Linked DNA regions of Homo sapiens: region 1 is linked to region 2. A link is an interaction called in ENCODE POLR2A ChIA-PET data of the cell type or tissue named here. Cell type or tissue: HepG2. All regions are shown on one strand. Each heading gives the region's core, and the rest is flanking DNA. Links, peaks and the distances in the headings are about the cores only.

Region 1 (9,169 bases), core at 1,452-6,451, 88 kb after region 2:
ACTGCTAACCTGAGAAGAATTAGTCAAATTCTCATCTATAATATGGACCTAAATTAATCATATTTGATGTTATTAAAGGCAGAAGAGAAAGGAAAAAGAAGATCTCCTTTCATCTCCACTGCCCTCCATCTAGGGTCAGTCCAGAAGCTCTGGGCCACCTGCTCCCCAGCTTTCTCTGGGCAGCATCCCGGAGGCTGGATCTTCATAGCCCTTCCCCACCCACCAAAACATGGAGGATTTTTGTCCCAATCCTGCTGAGAGCAGCTGCAGAGCCTGATCTCCCCTGATTACTGTGGTGTATCTGGGGTGTGTAGAGAGAAGCCATCCTGTTGGGAGGAACCTGGAGACTTTAAAATTGGAGGAGGTTGGGAAAGTCTGAGGATCATGGCCATGTGGTTGGCAGTGAGACCCAGCCCAGATGTTGGTCTTGGATAGAGTGAAGCTGGCACAAGGCAGGATGCTAAGCTAGGCCAGACCAAGATGAACTTCTTAAGGCAGGAGTGTACCTGATCACCTATCTCCTGGGAGCAAAATGATTAACGCCCATCTAGCAGGCATTAAAAAAGCATCTGAGCTGAGGGGATCCATTCAGCTGACTGTCTTGGACTTGGTGCCCTGCCTACCAGGAACCAGACTCTCACACAAGGCCTCTGCCACTTCAAATCTCGTGTATTTTCCCACTTGGGGGCCTGCCACGCTTAAATTCAATTATTTAACAACTATCTATTTAGCATCTGCTATGTGCTAGATGCTATTCGTGAAGCATTGATCACAAGAGATCAAAGTGCCTGCTCTGTTGGAGCTTACATTTTAGTTGAGGGATATAGCCTATCTGCAACATAAATACGCAAAATATACAGTATGTTTGGAGTCTCTAAGTGCTATAAAATTAAGTAGAGAGAAGGATAGAAACTATGAGTCAGGGTAACAGTTTTAGGTGGGATGGCCAAGGAAGGTAAGGAATACCTGAGACTGGGTAATTGATAAAGAAAAGAGGTGTAATTGGCTCATGGTTCTGGAGGCAGTACCAGCATGGATGCAGCATCTGCTTCCGGTGCGGGCCTCAGGAACCTTACAATCATCCCAGAAGGCAAAGCGGGTGCAAGAGAAAGCAGGAACAAGGGTAGGGGGAGGTGCCACATACTTTTAAATAATCGGATCTCACATGAACTTAGGGTGAGAACTCACTTAGCACCAAGGGGATGGTGCTAAACCATTTATGAGGATCCGACCCCATGACCCAATCACCTCCCACCAGCCCCCACCTCCAACATTGGGGATTACATTTCAACGTGAGATTTGGAGGAGACAAACATCCAAACTATATGAGAGTCTGGGCGTGGTGACTCACACCTGTAATCCCAGCACTTTGGGAGGCCGAGGAGGGTGGATCACCTGAGGTCAGGAGTTCGAGACAAGGCTGGCCAACATGGTGAAATCCCGTCTCTACTAAAAATACAAAAATTAGCTGAGCATGGTGGTGGGCACCTGTAATCCCAGCTACTCGGGAGGCTGAGGCAGGAGAATTGCTTGAACCCAGGAGGCAGAGGTTGCAGTGAGCTGAGATCATGCCACTGCAAACCCGGTGAGACTGTCTCAAAAAAACAAAAACAAAACTATAGGAGAAGGCATACTGAGAAAGTGATATTTGAGGAAGTAAGACATGAGGATTTTGGGAAAGAAGAGTTTTCTGGTAAAGGAGGTGGATGATGAGAAATTACTTAATGGGTAATTGTACAATGCTTTTGGGTACCTTAAAAGTCCTGGCCTGACCACTTTGCAATCTATGCATGTAACAAAATTGCACTTGTACCCCATATATTTGTATGAAAAATAAACAAATAAAAATTGGGGAAGGGGGAAAAGATAAATGCAAGCAAGCTTTAAAAAAAAGTTTGCTGGTGAAGGGAGGAGCAAGTGCAAAGGCCCTGGGGTAGAGCACTAGATGCTTTCCACTTGTCTCTCCAGACTCACTTTCCACCCTTCTCTGCCCACTGTCCTAGAGGGCTAACTTATGCAGGCTGCATTCATGGACTCTTTGCATCCTGGCTTCCAGTTAGGTTCCATTCATGGAAGTCACCAGCAGGACAGAGAGCACGAATGGAGCGAGGTTGGAACATGTAGGCTGTTTCTCTGCGGGTCTTTGAGCACTAGCTGTGACCCTCTACTGAAGGCCACAGCTCCTGTCTATAGCCTTTCCATAGCAACCCTCTCTGGGTTCCGTTTTCTCCTCCTTTCCCTTGTTGGCTATTTGCTTGGAGCCAAGGAGCCTCCAGCCTCCATGGTGGTGAGCTCTGCTCCCAGACTGCTGGGAGTGCAGGAGGAACTGCACAGTGACACGGCGCAGACTCAACTGATCAACAATGTCACGCACATGGCTTCTCTCACAGGAACTGTCCAGCCAACAACTTGACACCATCATGGGGTCTTCTGGAGATACAATTTGCCTCCCACAGTGGTTCGGATGGTGGCCATTTAGGTACAGAAGCAGACCAGTGGGAAGCTGCTAGATAGAAGTAACCTCTTAGGACTCTGTTCAACCTGGGTAGGTCTTCTTGGGGCCTGCAAGTACCAGGCTTTAGTCACTCAGAGAGCTCTGCCAGGTAAGGCTTCCTGGCTGGCAGGTTTGTGTTCTTGCAGTTGTAAGTCCCCCAAACCCACCTCATACTAGAAAAGAAAGAAGAGGAGGAGGAGGAGAGGGAAGAGGAGGAAGAGAATGAGGCAGGGGTGAAGAAGAAGGAAAAAGAGGGAGACAGGAAGAGAAGGGGGAGGTGATGGTGATATTGGTTTTTTAACAGGGACCTTCTATGGGTGAACTTCATTGACTTCAGGAATAACTGGATCTAGAGGCTTAATGTCTTCAATTTCCCCCCCGCTTCCTCCCCTCATCTCCCAGATCTGCTTTTCCTTGAGTAGGTATCATTCTAAGGCCGGCTTCCTTAAAAAATGACTACTGGCAGCTTCAGACTTACTTTCTAGCCAGTGTAGCCACCTCTGACAGAAGGAGAACCTCTCTTTTCCAATGATTTCATCAAAACTCCCATAGGGGGCCAGGTGTGGTGGCTCACGCCTATAATCCCAGGGAGGCCAAGGCAGGGGGGATCACCTGAGGTCAGGAGTTCAAGACCAGCCTGGCCAACTTGGTGAAACCCCGTCTCTACTAAAAATACAAAAAAAAAAAAAAAAAATTAGCTGGGTGTGGTAGCAGGCGCCTGTAATCCCAGCTACCTGGGAGGCTGAGTCAGAAGAATTGCTTGAACCCAGGAGGTGGAGTTTGCAGTGAGCCAAGATCGCACCACTGCACTCTGGCGAGCAACAGAAGGCAGGGGGTGTTGGGAAACTCCCATAGGGTTCTCATTGGCTTGGCCTGGGGTGGGTCAGCTACAGTAACCCTATGGGCTGAGAGTAGGGGTGAGGTGATCCCGAAAGGACAATTGATGTGGTATTGCCAAAAGAAGGGAGAACAGATGCTGGGCCCCCAAAACCCACCCATGCCCACCATCACTGGGGTGACTATATAACTTATTATCATCTAAGCCAGGATCTTTTGAGAGTGAAAGAGGGCACTTTTAACAATTCTTCCATGACAACAGGCTTAGACTGTCCTGGGAAAATACTGTCATCCTAACTATAGCAGCCAAGAGCCAGGGAGCCAAGAGCTGCCCCATCTGAGCCCTGTATCCTGCAAACTCAATCTATCTGGCTCTCTGGGCACAGGCAGGAGAGGAAGGGAAGATGCTCAGGCTCAGATCTCAGTAGGAGAAGGGGATGACTGGGTGGGGAGAGGACACATTGGGAGACAAGTCCCAGTTCTCCACATCCACCCAAACTGCCTCACCCCGACCTCCCACTACTATCTGTTGTTCACATTGTGTCTCTTCCCCATGCTAGGAATGCCCTTCCTATGCTCCTTAGACTCCAGGGGCCTTCTCTAGTTCTCCACTCTCCGGGGAGCATCCCTTTAACACCCCTCCTGCCCCAGCCTCCTCACAGCTCCTGCAGCATCTCCAGACTCATCACAGGACTTGTCTAGGGTATGACTCCCATCTCTACCATGGGGCAGGGGTTTGCTGTGGATCTTGCTTGTCTTCCAGTCCCCTTTGCCCACAGCCTTCAGCAGGGCTCACTGAAAGCCCTAGGCTGATGATTTTGCTGGGCTAAGGCCTCTCAGCTGTCTCGATCTCTCCAGCCCAGAGCCCTTTCCCCTCCCCAGCACTTCTGCCCCTGCTCCTGGTATTGATCACTAGGGAATCCTAGCCAAAGAGCTTCTCACGCAAAGGCATGCAAACTTTGACCCAGGAATGAGTGTTCAGCTCCAGGCCAAGGTCCTCTAACCTCCTGCCTGACTCCCTCCTTCTCTGCCCAGTGCTCAGTGTGGGCCCCCTTCCTGTTATTGTGAACTGTTAGCCAAGATACGGCTTGGTGATGAGAAGTGCAACATCTCTTGTAACCCCAGTGCACCAGTCCAGGGGTGTGGAGAGGTGAGGGGCCCTGGCCCAGGGGCTGAGTCTGTCTACCTTTGGCCCCCTGGGGCTTCACTCATAGTCTGGGATGATAAGTTATGGTGAGACGGGCCCTGGCCTAGAAGCAAGAAGCTGGAGTTCTAGGCTCTGCTTTGATTTGCCATGCGTACTTGGGCCTTTTCTTTTCTGGCACCCATCTCTCCACCTAAGAAGTGAGAGACGAATTGGTTTTATTAGCTAATGAGTTTTTGAGGAGTCAAGAGCCTCTTAGATAATGCAAGCAAAGCAACGCACTTTCTATCAAGAGAAGGGTCCCTGGTTGGGAGCCCTAGCACTAGTTGGTCTTCCAGCCCTGGTGACCAGGCTGCCATGATTCTCCAGCGCTGGGGCATTGGTGGGGACCCTGGGAAGCTGAAGAAGAGGTTGTGCTGCAGAGCATGTTGGAGGATCTAGGAGTGCCTTGCTTTCCACTTCCTTGCCATGGCTTCCACACAGGCTCGTTCTCTGTGGCTCTAGCTCCAACTAGGATTGAAGGACAGACCTCTCTTGGGTACCATGAAGCTCCTCAGACTGAATCAAAGATGCAGAGAGTAGAATAATTGGAAGGGTGCTGAGAAAGCCCAGCAATACCTCCCTTGTCTCCTGCCTGTTCTGTTGCCTAAATTCCACCATTATAGCATGAGCACTTTGGATTCAACATCTCTCTTGCCATTTGGCCTGTGTATAGTATAGCTGTGTCTAATTCCTTTACCAGTTATTAATATCTTGCCTGGACTTGGCTTATCAGATCAATTTCCTGCAGGTTGGTTTTCCTTGTTAGAGCATACGGAAAGAAGTGGCAGGTTGGGTCGGGGCTATAGCAAGTATCCAGTGTCCTAAGAATTACCGTGGAGAAGTGCTGGAAACAGCGACCAGGAGAAACATAATTTTCTGGGGGGAGAATCCAGGAAGGCATCCCAGAGGAAGTGATGTTTTATCTGAGACTCAAGGTAGGGGACACTAGAACTAGAGGCAGGCAGGCCTGGTAGGTTCTGCTAAAGATACTTTTTTTTTTTTTTTCAAGAGTGCAGGATGGATTTATTGCTCGTGGTTTGAGGAGGCTTCAAGCATGTCCTTATTTTTTTTTTTTTTTTTATTGATCATTCTTGGGTGTTTCTCGCAGAGGGGTATTTGGCAGGGTCATAGGACAATAGTGGAGGGAAGGTCAGCAGATAAACAAGTGAAAAAAGGTCTCTGGTTTTCCTAGGCAGAGGACCCTGCGGCCTTCCGCAGTGTTTGTGTCCCTGGGTACTTGAGATTAGGGAGTGGTGATGACTCTTAACGAGCATGCTGCCTTCAAGCATCTGTTTAACAAAGCACAACTTGCACTGCCCTTAATCCCTTTAACCCTGAGTGGACACAGCACATGTTTCAGAGGGCACAGGGTTGGGGGTAAGGTCACAGATCAACAGGATCACAAGGCAGAAGAATTTTTCTTAGTACAGAACAAAATGAAGAGTCTCCCATGTCTACCTCTTTCTACACAGACACGGCAACCATCCGATTTCTCAATCTTTTCCCCGCTTTTCCCCTCTTTCTATTCCACAAAACCGCCATTGTCATCATGGCCCGTTCTCAATGAGCTGTTGGGTACACCTCCCAGATGGGGTGGTGGCCGGGCAGAGGGGCTCCTCACTTCCCAGTAGGGGCGGCCGGGCAGAGGCGCCCCTCACCTCCCGGACGAGGCGGCTGGCCGGGCGGGGGGCTGACCCCCCCACCTCCCTCCCGGACAGGGCGGCTGGCCGGGCGGGGGGCTGACCCCCCCACCTCCCTCCCGGACGGGGCGGCTGGCCTGGCGGGGGCTGACCCCCACCTCCCTCCCGGACGGGGTGGCTGCCGGGCGGAGACGCTCCTCACTTCCCAGACGGGGTGGCTGCCGGGCGGAGGGGCTCCTCACTTCTCAGACGGGGCGGTTGCCAGGCGGAGGGTCTCCTTGATTCTCAGACGGGGCGGCCGGGCAGAGACGCTCCTCACCTCCCAGACGGGGTCGCGGCTGGGTAGAGGCGCTCCTCACATCCCAGACGGGGCAGCAGGGCAAAGGCGCTCCCCACATCTCAGACGATGGGCTGCCGGGCAGAGACGCTCCTCACTTCCTAGATGGGATGGCGGTGGGGCAGAGACGCTCCTCACTTTCCAGACTGGGCAGCCAGGCAGAGGGGCTCCTCACGTCCCAGACGATGGGCGGCCAGGCAGAGACGCTCCTCACTTCCCAGACGGGGTGGCGGCCGGGCAGAGGCTGCAATCTCGGCACTTTGGGAGGCCAAGGCAGGCGGGTGGGAGGTGGAGGTTGTAGCGAGCCGAGATCACGCCACTGCGCTCCAGCCTGGGCACCATTGAGCACTGAGTGAACCAGAATCCGTCTGCAATCCCGGCACCTCGGGAGGCCGAGGCTGGCGGATCACTCCCTGTTAGGAGCTGGAGACCAGCCCGGCCAACACAGCGAAACCCCGTCTCCACCAAAAAAATACGAAAACCAGTCAGGCGTGGCGGCGCGCGCCTGCAATCGCAGGCACTCGGCAGGCTGAGGCAGGAGAATCAGGCAGGGAGGTTGCAGTGAGCCGAGATGGCAGCAGTACAGTCCAGCTTTGGCTCGGCATCAGAGGGAGACCGTGGAAAGAGGGGACAGGGAGAGGGAGGGAGAGGGAGAGGGAGAGGGAGAGGGAGAGCTGCTAAAGATTCTTATTCCTGCCTTCAGAGTGGTGGGAGCTACCAAAGAAATTTAAGCAAGGTGGTGATGGAATGAGATTTTGCATTTTTGACAGGACCACTCTGGGTGCCACAGGATGGAGAAGTAATTGGACGGAGCAAAAGGCAAATGGGAACCTAGGTGGAGGCTAAGTGCTCCAGGGAGCAATGATGGGCCCTGGATGAGTTGTGGCAGTGGAGCTGGACAGATGCCAAAGCAGATGCCAAGCAGAGAAATGTGCCTCCTATTCTTAGCACAGTAGCCCGAGTGACCTTGCTTCTCTTACACCCCAGCCATGTCTCTATCTCGCACAGAGGAAGTCTCATGTCTCTCAATGGGGTGCTCCCTGCACATGCGGCAGGGCGCTGTGCCTCATGGGCATCCCATCCCCCTGGACTACATGCCAGGAGAACTCCCCAGTCACATGACCTCTGCACATCCCTGGTACTGCTCGGTCCTTCAAGAACCACTGTGGTGGGGGGTGGCGGGAGGCTTTGATTTTGCTTATTCCCTCTGCCAGTTGCAGTCTTTTATTTGAGATGGAGTCTCGCTCTGTCACCCAGGCTGGAGTGCAGTGGCGTGATCTCAGCTCACTGCAACATCTGCCTCCCAGGTTCAAGCAATTCTCCTGCCTGACTCCACTCCCCCCAAACCCCCCTCACCGCCCCAGTATCTGGGATTACAGGTGAGCAACACCATGCCCGGCTAATTTTTGTATTTTTGATAGAGATGGGGTTTTGCCATATTGGCCAGGCTGGTCTTGAACTCCTGACCTCAGGCGATCCTCCCGACTCGGCCTTCCAAAGTCCTGGGATTACAGGCGTGAGCCACCGCACCTGCCCAGGTACACTTTTTATCCAGATATCTATGCACATTGATTCTTGACTCCACACTCCTGCCTCTCTCCGCAAGGCCTTCCCTGACCCCCTTGTTTTGAATTGCAATCTGCCCTCACATAATCCGTACGCCTTTTCTGTTTAATTTTTTTCAACCGCACTTTTTACCCTCTCACATTCTCTAGATTTGGGGCATATTACTTGTCTCCTTCCATCAGAATGTAAACTCCACGAGATTAGGAGTGCTGTCAGCTGTGTTCCCTTCTCTGTCAATCGCCAGCGCCTCCGAACAGCTCCTGGCACATAGTAGTTGCTTGGTAAATATTTGTGCAATGCACGAGGCCGCATATGACCGGAATGGGAGGTGAGGGGATTATTTTCTGGCCTGGACCAGCGACGGATGGTGGTGCCACCGGGTTGGGGAGCACGTCGGGGATGGCGCGTAACGATGTTAGCTGGGGCCAGGTTGAGCTAGGCACGCAAATACAACTTTTTTTTTCCTGGAAACCCTGTAACAGGAAGGTTCCGGAGGGCGGGACAGCGTCGGAGGCAGGCAGCTAGGCCATGCCAAATGGCACTGGGGCTTCGTGTCGTGCCACAGGCGTGGACCGAAAATGCGGACACATGCAGGCTGCCTCTCCTCGCAGGCAGAAGCCACACGCAGACCTAGACCCTTTGCACCGCATCCCCTTATTCAATCGCGCACCCGCCACCCTTCGACAGTTCCTCTCCCTCCACCCCAACCCCACGCCGCGCGCGAGGCTGGCCCTTTAAGAGCCCCGCCCCGACTCCCTCCCCCCTCGCGTGACTGCGAGCCCCCGCGCCGGGCCGGGGAATGGGTCGGCTGGGTGGCTGCGCGGGCCTCCGGTCCTTCTCACGCAACGCCTGGGCACCGCGCCTCCGGGCCAGGTGGGGCGGGGACGGGCCGCCTGACCTCTGCCCCCTAGAGGGATGTCGCCGGCGCACGCAAGCTAGCCGGGGGTAGGGTGGGGGCTCCGCGCCAGGTGCCCCCTCCGTGGTCCCTGGGCCCGAGTCTTTCCGTGGCCCCCCGCCGCCGGATTTCTGTGCTCTGCCAATCAAAGCACTAGCCACCCCGGGAGCCAAGAGGGACCCTCAAGGGCCGGTGGGTCCTGGCTGGAGGGACC
Region 2 (9,169 bases), core at 1,844-6,843:
ATGGGGAACAGGTACCATCCATGGGGCCCCTTCTTGGGGGCTGGTCTTTTCACCTCCAACCTTCTTCCTAGATCCTGAGACTTTAGCTCAGATAAAGATCTCCCTAAAGCTATCTGTGTCAACCCCAGGCTCCCCGGCTCTGCCTTCCATTCCCAGCCCCTGGGGATTTAACTCCTTTCCTTCTTCTCATCTAGGTGCCTCTCCACCCCCAACCCTAGGCATCTAGCTGTGTGTGTACAGGTGGGGCTTTAGGCTTCAGCCTGGGATGCATGCCTCCTCCACAGCATCCCCAGGACTCCCCCAACCCCCAGGGCTCCAGAGGCCTGGCCTAGAGTGGGATACCGGGAAGTTAATGGGGGCACAAAACCAAGTCAGGGACTGTCTCATCCAACTGGTCTGATCTTGGCTGTGCTCCCTCTCCAAGAGCCCCCAACAAAATGCCCCTCATCCTAGGAGCTGCCATTGAAGGAATGCTCAGATTTCTTAAGCCTCCTGAGGGTGGGAGTGTCTGAGGGGGCCTTCATGATGGGCTTCTCCAGGAGAGAATTGCTTTTTAACTAGGACTTGCAAAACATTAAACTTGATTCAATTAAATTCAAGTCAACTCAACAAACCTAACTCCACCAGTAGCCCTTCCAATTGACAGGCTGTGTGCTGGGCGCTCAGGAAATGATGGAAGGAATGAAGGGCTAATGGAGGAACTTAAGGCGGAGAAACAAGGTGGTGGAGGGGTCCCCACCCAGTCCCTTACCTCATCTCTTGCAGGGCCTGGAGCAGAGTCCACTGTCCATGGAGCAGGGCACCGACCTTGGCAGAGTCCTGCAGAGGGGCAGCCTCTTGTCTAGGGCCCAGGACATAGCCCCTCTCTTCTCAGAGCCCACCTTCCCAGCGGCACTGCAGCCTCTTCCTTCCAGAGGCCTTCCCAGATTACCAGGGCCTCCTTATTTGGACACACTGTGTTTCTCTGACCTCATCCATAAGGGCATCCACATTCCCCCTCCACTCACGCCCCTCTCCCCAGGGGTGGTTGTTTCCTCCCAACAGTGGCCACTTCAGGGTTTTCTCAAAATACTTCTCCCTTCTTATTTATTTATTTGAGATGGAGTCTTGCTCTGCGGCCAGGCTGGAGTGCAGTGGCACAATCTCAGCTCACTGCTACCTCTGCCTCCTGGGTTCAAGCGATTCTTCTGCCTCAGCCTCCCAAGTAGCTGGGACTACAGATGCATGCCACCACGCCCAGCTAATTTTTGTATAATTTTTGTATTTTCAGTAGAGACAGGGTTTCACCATGTTGGCCAGGATGGTCTCGATCTTTTGACCTTGTGATCTGCCCGATGGTGTCAGTCTTTTGACCTCGTGATCTGTCCGCCTTGGCCTCCCAAAGTGCTAGGATTACACGCGTGAGCCACCATGCCAAGCCAAAATACGTCTCCCTTCTAAAAGTGGTTCTGTCCCCTGAAGGAAGCAGAGGCCCAGCCCAGTCCTCTCTGCCCTGGTTCTCCCAGAGCACCAGCCAAGCTGGGGCCAGTGCTGGTCAACACCCAGTGTTTGGGTCCCTACCTTATTGAGTGACATGGAGAGGTGGCCACCCCTCCCTGGGGTGGATGGAATCTGGCAGGAAGCATCCAGGGCCTGGGGATAGGATCAGAGAGGCTTGGCCCTGGAGTGTAAGTCCCCTCCCCTCTTCCCCACACTAGCAGCCCAGCCTAAGCTGCTCTGACACAAGATTAAAACCTCGAGCTGTCAGAGCCCAGCAAAGCCCACAAGAGCTGCTGGCCTCCTCTGCCCAGTATCTAACACCTTGGCTGAGTTTAGCTCTCAGGCCCCCAGGCTGGGCATGACCCGAGTTATGACTCCCTGGGGGAGGAGCCAGATGGCAATGGAGATGCAATGAGGCTTCTGGTGCAACTGAGCATTAAGCAAGCCCTATGCAAATCGCATGTGAAGCTACATGCAAATTAGCACCTAGTCTATTTCTGTCATTCATCTACAGAGCTGAGTCCAAATAGCTGGCATCTCCTCTCCCCAGCCCCAGCCTCAGCCCCAGCCCCGTGCGCATTTGCTTGTGCAGAGATGCCATCCTGCATGCTGCCCTGCCCCATCCTGTGACCTGCAGCATTTCATCCCTGCCTTCCTTTCCCTCCAGGCCTTAGGGGAGACTAGTTGCTGACTACAGTGCTTGCTCCTCTTTCAGGCCCGCAGGTGGAGCCTTGGATGCCTGTAGGGCTTCTCACCCAGCCTCCGTCAGGCCTGGCTTGGCCTGGGGGCCCCAGCTGCTTCTTCCATTGTCTCTCAGCCTGGGCCAGCTGCTTGGAGAGACCCCGCAGAGCCTGCAGGATCCGGCGGTGTCTGCCCAGCGTCTCCTCCAGGTCAAAGAGCCTTTCCCCTGGGGATTAGGGCAGAGCTGGGATGGGCAGCCAGCCATGGTGGGGTAACACAGCCTATCTTATCTTTGGGGTGGCTTCTTGGAGAGGGGTGCCAGAAGGTGTGGCTGCTGCCTCCAAGACCCTCTCCTGGAAGATGAGTCTGAGTGGTAAGGTGGGGATAGCACAGAACACTTGGGCCCAGGGCCTGCTTAGATGTGGCCTCCTCAGGCCTCAGTTTCCCTACTGATTAAAGGACCCCTGGTCATAAGGGTGGAGGATGCTGTGACACTCAGATGGGCGCCACCTGCCCGCTCTCTCGGTCCCTACCTTCTCCTTGAGCTTCAGAGTCTGATTTTGGAGTTACATCCTCCCTGGTGCCCAAGCCCAGCCTTGCCCACAGCCCTTCCAGCTGCCTCGCCAGGCGGAGCTGCTGCATCTCCAGGAAGGGCTGAGGGGGAACCTAGGGGAGGAAGACAGAAAGTCGGGCCCCAAACCCATGGGAGATCCAGAAGCAAGGGGAGCCTTCCCACAGGCTTCCCCACGAGCCCAGCCTTCCTCCCTGGCCAGCTGGCCCTGCAGTTTCCAGCCCTCTGAGTTCTGCCTTCACGCAGATCCCCACCATCTTCCCTCCCTGCTGTGGCCTCAAGCCTATATGTGCTGGTCCGAGGCTCCTTTAAGCTCATCTCCTCCAGGCAGCCTTCCTTGACCCCCTGGCTGGTTGGGACTCCTCCTCTGTGCTCCCACAGCCCCCTGCACCTTTTGAGACCTGGCACTGATCGCTCTGAACTGTAATGTCACAGCCTGAGCCAGCCAGCCTGCGAGACCTCACACACCGGCCCTGGCCCGCAGCACTGCCCTGCACAAGGTCTGGCCTGAGCAGAGCTCAGAGGCCAGGTGGAGGTAAGGGCTGGAATGGCAGGTCTGAGGGCACCATGACATGGGTGAGGGCAGGGTCCCTGGGCTGCCATTCCCAGGTAGGCCAGGGCTGGCATCACCTCTGGGCTGGGCTCACTCAGGCTGAAGGTCAGGAAGGACAGGACATCATGATCATCTGGAAGGGGACAGATGAAGGAGAAGTAAGACCCCTCCACCCAGCAACCCCCTCGCTCAGCCTTCACCCTAACCGCCATGATATCCCACCGAGGCAAGAGGGGTGACTTTGGGCCACCGTCTGATGCTTGTCTTGCTTACTTCCTAGGAAAGGTGTGAGGGTTGACAGGTAGACGGGTGGGTGGTGAGGGTTGAACCTCACACTCAGTCAGAGGCAGGCCCCTGTGGCAGAACTGGACGATCCCAAAACATCCTGGGCTAGAGCCATGGCAGCAGACCATCTGACACTCTTAGGCCCCCAGAGCACAGCTGCTACTGGTAGTAGCAACTGCACAGTGGCCACCTTTCCAGCATAGCTCTGACCATGTCACTCTCCTCCTCAGAAACCAGACCAAGGTCCTGGCATTCAAGGACTCCCACGCTCTGGTTGCCCTCAGCTTTCCCGCTGTGGGACCCTCCGTGGACTCTCCATGGTGTCACATTTCTTTGCTCCATTTTCCTAAATGCCCCTCTTTGCTGTCTGTCTTCCACTTGTCCCGCAACTCACAGCTAGGGGCACTTATGTGGCCAGCACTGAAATCAAAGCTTCTCTTGTTTTATCCCATTTGAGACTTGCAAGTCTCAAGGCAGACATGACTTCTCCCAAGGGTCACAGAAGCCCAGGTCATGTGGTGAAGTGGCTGACGCCACCCCAGTGCTCTTTAGAAGGTGTGCTGAGGGTGATTTATTCATCACTGCCCTTCTGCTCTTACCTGTCCAGTGGGATCCTCACCTGCCAGGGTGCCGGTGGCTGCTGAGACCCCAAAGAAACCTCCAGGGACCAAAAGCAGGGGCCCCACATCCACACAGAACTCACCTGGATCACTGGGAGTGAGGCCACTGTTCAAGGACATCTGAGGGACATGGAGAGAGTGAGCAGTGGGGGGGTGTCCCTACCTCTGACTCCCTGGCTCCCCTGGCCGTGGGATGGCAGGTGGCCCTAGGGCTTGGTATCAGAATGGCATGGAGGTGACCCGCACTCCTGGTCTCATGTGAGCCCTTACATGTATGTGCTCTGGGTGAGTGTTAGGATTCTGTGTAGGGATGGAGGATCCCCTGTGGATGTTGGCCCGTGTGTGCCAGGGACCTCACGTGGTGTCACAGGCACTGGTGTGTTGGGGCCGTGGGCACGCACACATAGCAGCTCTGTAACTCAGAGCCCTGTCAGAAGCAGGAAGGGTGACTCACGCGCAGCCTCTGCCCCCAGTAGGTGATCCGTGCTCTGAAGGGGTGTGGCCGGTTCCGGAAGTCCCAATGACAGGAGCCCAGCCCTTGGCTAGCTCCATCCCTGTGGGCAGTTTGTTCATTTGTTTGTTTTTGAGAAAGAGTCGCTGCCCAGGCTGGAGTGCAGTGGTGCAGTTGTGGCTCATTGCAACTTCTGCCTGCTGGGCTCAAGTGATCCTCCCACCTCAGCCTCCCAAGTAGCTGAGACTACAGGCATGCACCACCATGCCCGGCTAATTTTTGTATTTTTAGCAGAGATGGGGTTTCACATTGTTGGTCAGGCTGGTCTCAAACTCCTGACCTCAAGTGATCCACCTGTCTTGGCTGCCAAAGTGCTGGGATTACAGGTGTGAGCCACCATGCCTGACTCTTGTGGGCAGTTGGAATCCAGCCAGGATATACAGGACTCAAGGCCTGGACAGTGAGGGCAGTCCCAGAAGCCACTCTGCCCAGATTTGCTGTGCCACCTCCCTTTCCGCTGGGCGAGCTGGCATGGGACATGTACCTTGTCTAGCTTGAGTCTCCCTTGTTGTACCCTGCTCCCTTGGCAGAAGAGAGAGGAGCAGGGGAAGCAAGCCCTGCCTGACGGAGTGTTGGGACTTGGATTTACAGAAGGGGCCAGGGGCCTCCCTGTGGCCCTTCCTTAAGGGGACAAAGGCCTGGACCAACAATACAGTTTCTGCCCTCCATTCCCCCGACCCACCTATCACCCTCGTCCTATCACCCTTACGTCCCTCCTTCTTCTCTCTCTCTTTTTTTTTTTTTTTCTGAGACGGAGTCTTGCTCTGTTGCCCTGGCTGGAGTGCAGTGGCGCGATCTCGGCTCACTGCAACCTTTGCCTCCTGGGTTCAAGCGGTTCTCCTGCCTCAGCCTCCCGAGTAGCTGGGATTACAGGTGCTCGCCACCACACCCGGCTAATTTTTTTAATTTTTAGTAGAGACAGGGTTTCACCATGTTGGCCAGGCTGGTCTCAAACTCCTGACCTCAGGTGATTAGCCCGCCTCAGCCTCCCAAAATGCTGGGATTACAGGCGTGAGCCACTGTGCCTGGCCTCTCCCTCCTCCTTCTTTTAAACTCCAAGTCCTCTGTGCCTCTGGCTTCCTTTTCCTCTCCCAGCTGCCAGGGCTCAGAATGCAGCTGACTCAGGACGGATGACCTGGACATGTCCCGGCAGCCAAGGACAATGTGACCAGGCTGCCTCCCTGACAGGTCGGCTCGGCAGGCTCTGGGGAGTCAGGAGAAGAGTGTTAAACGCTGAGTGTCTCTGGACACCTCAGGCTACTCACAGCAGAGCGTCTGACAGTGCCGCCTTCCGCCAAGAGGGAGGCAGCACAGGGCAGGGGAGAAGCCAGCACCACAGCAGCCACCTGGGTTTGTGCCCCGAGCTATGTGACCTTGGGCAAGCCATCTCATCTCTCCAAACCCCAGTGTTCCCATCTCTAAAACGAGGATGGTAATTGGAACGACCTCATAACAATGTTATGAGGGTTAACTAAGACAGTAAATGAGAAGGGCTTGGTGCTGTGCCTGGCATACAATCAGCTCACTCCATAAATGCAGGCAATTACTCTAATTGTTATGAGCCGAGAGAAGGTTGCTGAGAGACACTGACAAACCGGCCCAGCTACTGAGGAGGCAGTAGGGCCGGGGAGGGACAGAAGCCAAATCATCAGGGGAAAGGGAAGGGACAGCTATGCAGGGAAGGGCGAGGACCCTCCAGGGGTAAGTCTGGGCTCAAAGTTCAGCACTGCGCACGGCACATCCCTTCCCCTCTCTGGGCTCAATGTCCTGACCTGTAAATGGGACGAATAACCCCCCACTTATGGAGGGTGTTGGAGATGGGATGAGATCATGGGAGCAAAGATACTCATCACAGGCCCCAGCCTGTGTCATTTCACCTGGGGCTGCTGGGTCGAAGGAATCAAGCCCCAGGGGGGCGGACGTCGGCTAAGTGAGAGAGTCCAGCAAGTATGGCGGCCCGGCAGGGTGGGCCCCCTGCTGGAGGAGGCTGGGGCAGGGGCTCGGATGGGGGGGATGGGCCCCTCCCAGTGCAAAAATGGAGGTGAGTGGTCAGTCCAGACAGGCCCTTACCCAGGCTGCTCAGAGGGGATGTGCCCGTCGCTGGCCAGCACACGGATGGCAGGACTGTCCTGCAGGGAGGTGAGAAGCAGCCTGAGCCGCGGACATGGCGGGAGGGGGAGGGTGTGAGCGGGCAGGCGGGCTGGCAGGCAGGAGACCACTACGCACCTGAGTATCCTCTGCCGGAGAGTCAAAGAAGATCCCGATGCCGTCCCACGAAGCCAGCCCCCCAAGGACAGAGCCTACATGGCCCCTGCCCCGGGTGTACCACACGGCCTGCAGGTCCCCAGCCCCTCAGCTCAGGGAACCGTGTGGGATACTGGGACCCCGGGGCTCATCACCCGCCTCCCTGACCCACCCCGCTCTGTCAGCTCTGGGAGAGGACACTCACCATGCCCTGGGCTCCCCGGCGCCCCAGTCCCGTCACCCTCATCTGCACCTCTACTTCCCAGGCAGAGAAGGGGACAGAGGCCCTGCTCCACACGGCGCCACTCCGGTTCCTCATGGATGGCGTCAGCCGCACTTCCTCCAGGCCCAGGATGGCGTCTGTGGACAAGGGCAGCTCAAGCCCCAGGCTCCACTACACCCCATCTCCCCCTTCACTCTCTCACTTGGCCCGGGCTGGGCTCCCGGAAGAGAAGGCGACAATGCCAAGGCCTACCATTAAATAAGCGGCCAGCCAGGGAAGCAGGAGTCAGAGCCCAGCACAGCTGGAGGGGCCTTTGCTGGGGAGGGCAATGAATGCCAGCACCATCCACGTCGTCAGTGAAGCCTCACCGCAGTGTGTGCTGTCTGTTTTTATAAGACCCCATCTAACAGATGAGGAAGGTGAGGCTCATAAAAGTTAAGGAACTAAGTGGATTGGATGGAATTCAGCTCCATATGACTCCAAAGCACAAGCTTTTTCCACCACGAGAGAGATTTGTGTCTAACCCTTCCCATTTCTCAGATGACGAAACTGAGGCCTTGTGACAAAAAAGGAAGTGCCTGAGACCACAGAACACAGGAGAGCACTTTAGGAGGGAGTAACTGCAAGAAGGCCCAAGACTCTAGGCTGTGGCCAAATGAGGCCAGAGCTTCCTGGTGGACAGGACCTAGGGGGCATTCCAAGGTGAGGAAAGCAGGAAAGCAAAGATGTGAAGGTGAGAACCGGCCCACAGGACTGCGATGAAAGAATGCAGGATGGAGTATGTGTGTGAGAATTGCCACTGGCGGTGGTGGGGCGGGGAGGAAGGAGCCCTGCATGGTAGGAAAAAGGAATGGGAGAGAAACTGAGGCAGTCTTGGCAGGAACTGGGGGCAGGGAACTCAGAGGCCCTACTCGAGCTCGCTCCCCACCCTCCAACCTGCCAGCCTGGAACCTGGCCCAGGGCCCAGACTCTGCCAGGACGTTCTGGAGGCAGCTAATCCAGCCTGTTTGCTCTATAAAGGCCAGGGATGGGGGTAGGGAGGCTCAGAGCTGCAAGGCCACAAGTCCCAGGGCCTCTGGAAGCTGTCACTGCCTCTGAAATCCTTGCAGAAGGCTTTCAGCCTTACAAGGCCTGTGGGTGAGACCTTGCCCCAGACCATGGGCTCCTTCAGCCTCACTCTGCCTGGTATCTCTGGGCTGGGCACAGAGGAACATCAGGGTGAACGAATGAATGAACAGACAATGCACACATCACTGGGTGATCTTGGAGAAGGTGCCTCTGCTCCCTCACATGATCTGTGACACCCAGATTTGGCAAGGCCCATAGCAGTGAGTGTTGTATAAGTTTTGCCATCCTGGTCCTGAAGCAGGGCCCAGCTTGGTGCTGTGAGAAACAGCCCACCTTTTTGTTACCTCCTGTGTCTCTATGAAGGAGGACTGGAAGAAACCCTACTGACAGGGCCTATCATCTTAAAGGAATATTTTGGGCTGGGCGCGGTGGCTCATGCCTATAATCCCAGCACTTTGGGAAGCCGAGGCAGGCGGATCATCTGAGGTCAGTAGTTCAAGACCAGCCTGGCCAACATGGTGACAACCCGTCTCTACTTAAAAAATACAAAAATTAGGCTGGGCGCGGTGGCTCGCCTGTAATCCCAGCACTTTGGGAGGCCAAGGCGGGCGGATCACGAGGTCAGGAGATCGAAACCATCCTGGCTAACAAGGTGAAACCCCATCTCTACTAAAAGTACAAAAAATTAGCTGGGGGTGGTGGCAGGCACCTGTAGTCCCAGCTACTCGGGAGACTGAGGCAGGAGAATGGCATGAACCCAGGAGGTGGAGCTTGCAGTGAGCCGAGATCACGCCACTGCACTCCAGCCTGGGCAACAGAACGAGACTCCGTCTCAAAAAAAAAAAAACAAAAACAAAAACAAAAATTAGCTGCGTGTGGTGGCACACACCTGTAATCCCAGCTACTCAGGAGGCTGAGGCAGGAGAATCACTTG

What was found. ChIA-PET counts read pairs that join two places held together with the same protein. Peaks named below come from ENCODE experiments on the same cell type or tissue, not always from the same donor. Only the 100,000 strongest peaks of a DNase experiment are listed, where the experiment ranks them.
Region 1: POLR2A ChIA-PET joins it to region 2 with 6 read pairs; 4 of 35 experiments call an interaction of 5 or more read pairs at or near these places.

The regions. Positions count from the first base shown.
Region 1 is chr15:74,726,245-74,735,413 of GRCh38, reverse strand. No RefSeq gene overlaps it. Among named protein-coding and RNA genes, the nearest start is that of CYP1A1, 5.3 kb to the right of the region's middle. RefSeq lists enhancers at 5,528-6,256, 8,820-8,843, 8,892-8,906, 8,981-9,003, 8,142-9,169, silencers at 8,890-9,049, 9,049-9,158, 9,154-9,169, 9,049-9,169, a cis regulatory region at 8,049-9,169 and a promoter at 8,274-9,169. In HepG2, for the core only: no CTCF peak of the experiment used is centred there; a DNase peak (open chromatin) is centred at 4,303.
Region 2 is chr15:74,814,292-74,823,460 of GRCh38, reverse strand. LMAN1L (lectin, mannose binding 1 like) reads right to left here. Exons shown (of 14, transcript NM_021819.3): 2 at 7,150-7,304; 3 at 6,927-7,034; 4 at 6,771-6,829; 5 at 4,644-4,743; 6 at 4,189-4,309; 7 at 3,362-3,417; 8 at 2,694-2,826; 9 at 2,235-2,386; 10 at 1,561-1,632; 11 at 752-819. Among named protein-coding and RNA genes, the nearest start is that of LMAN1L, 6.0 kb to the right of the region's middle. RefSeq lists enhancers at 351-1,163, 1,978-2,791, 2,792-3,605. In HepG2, for the core only: a CTCF peak has its summit at 5,987; DNase peaks (open chromatin) are centred at 4,700 and 5,960.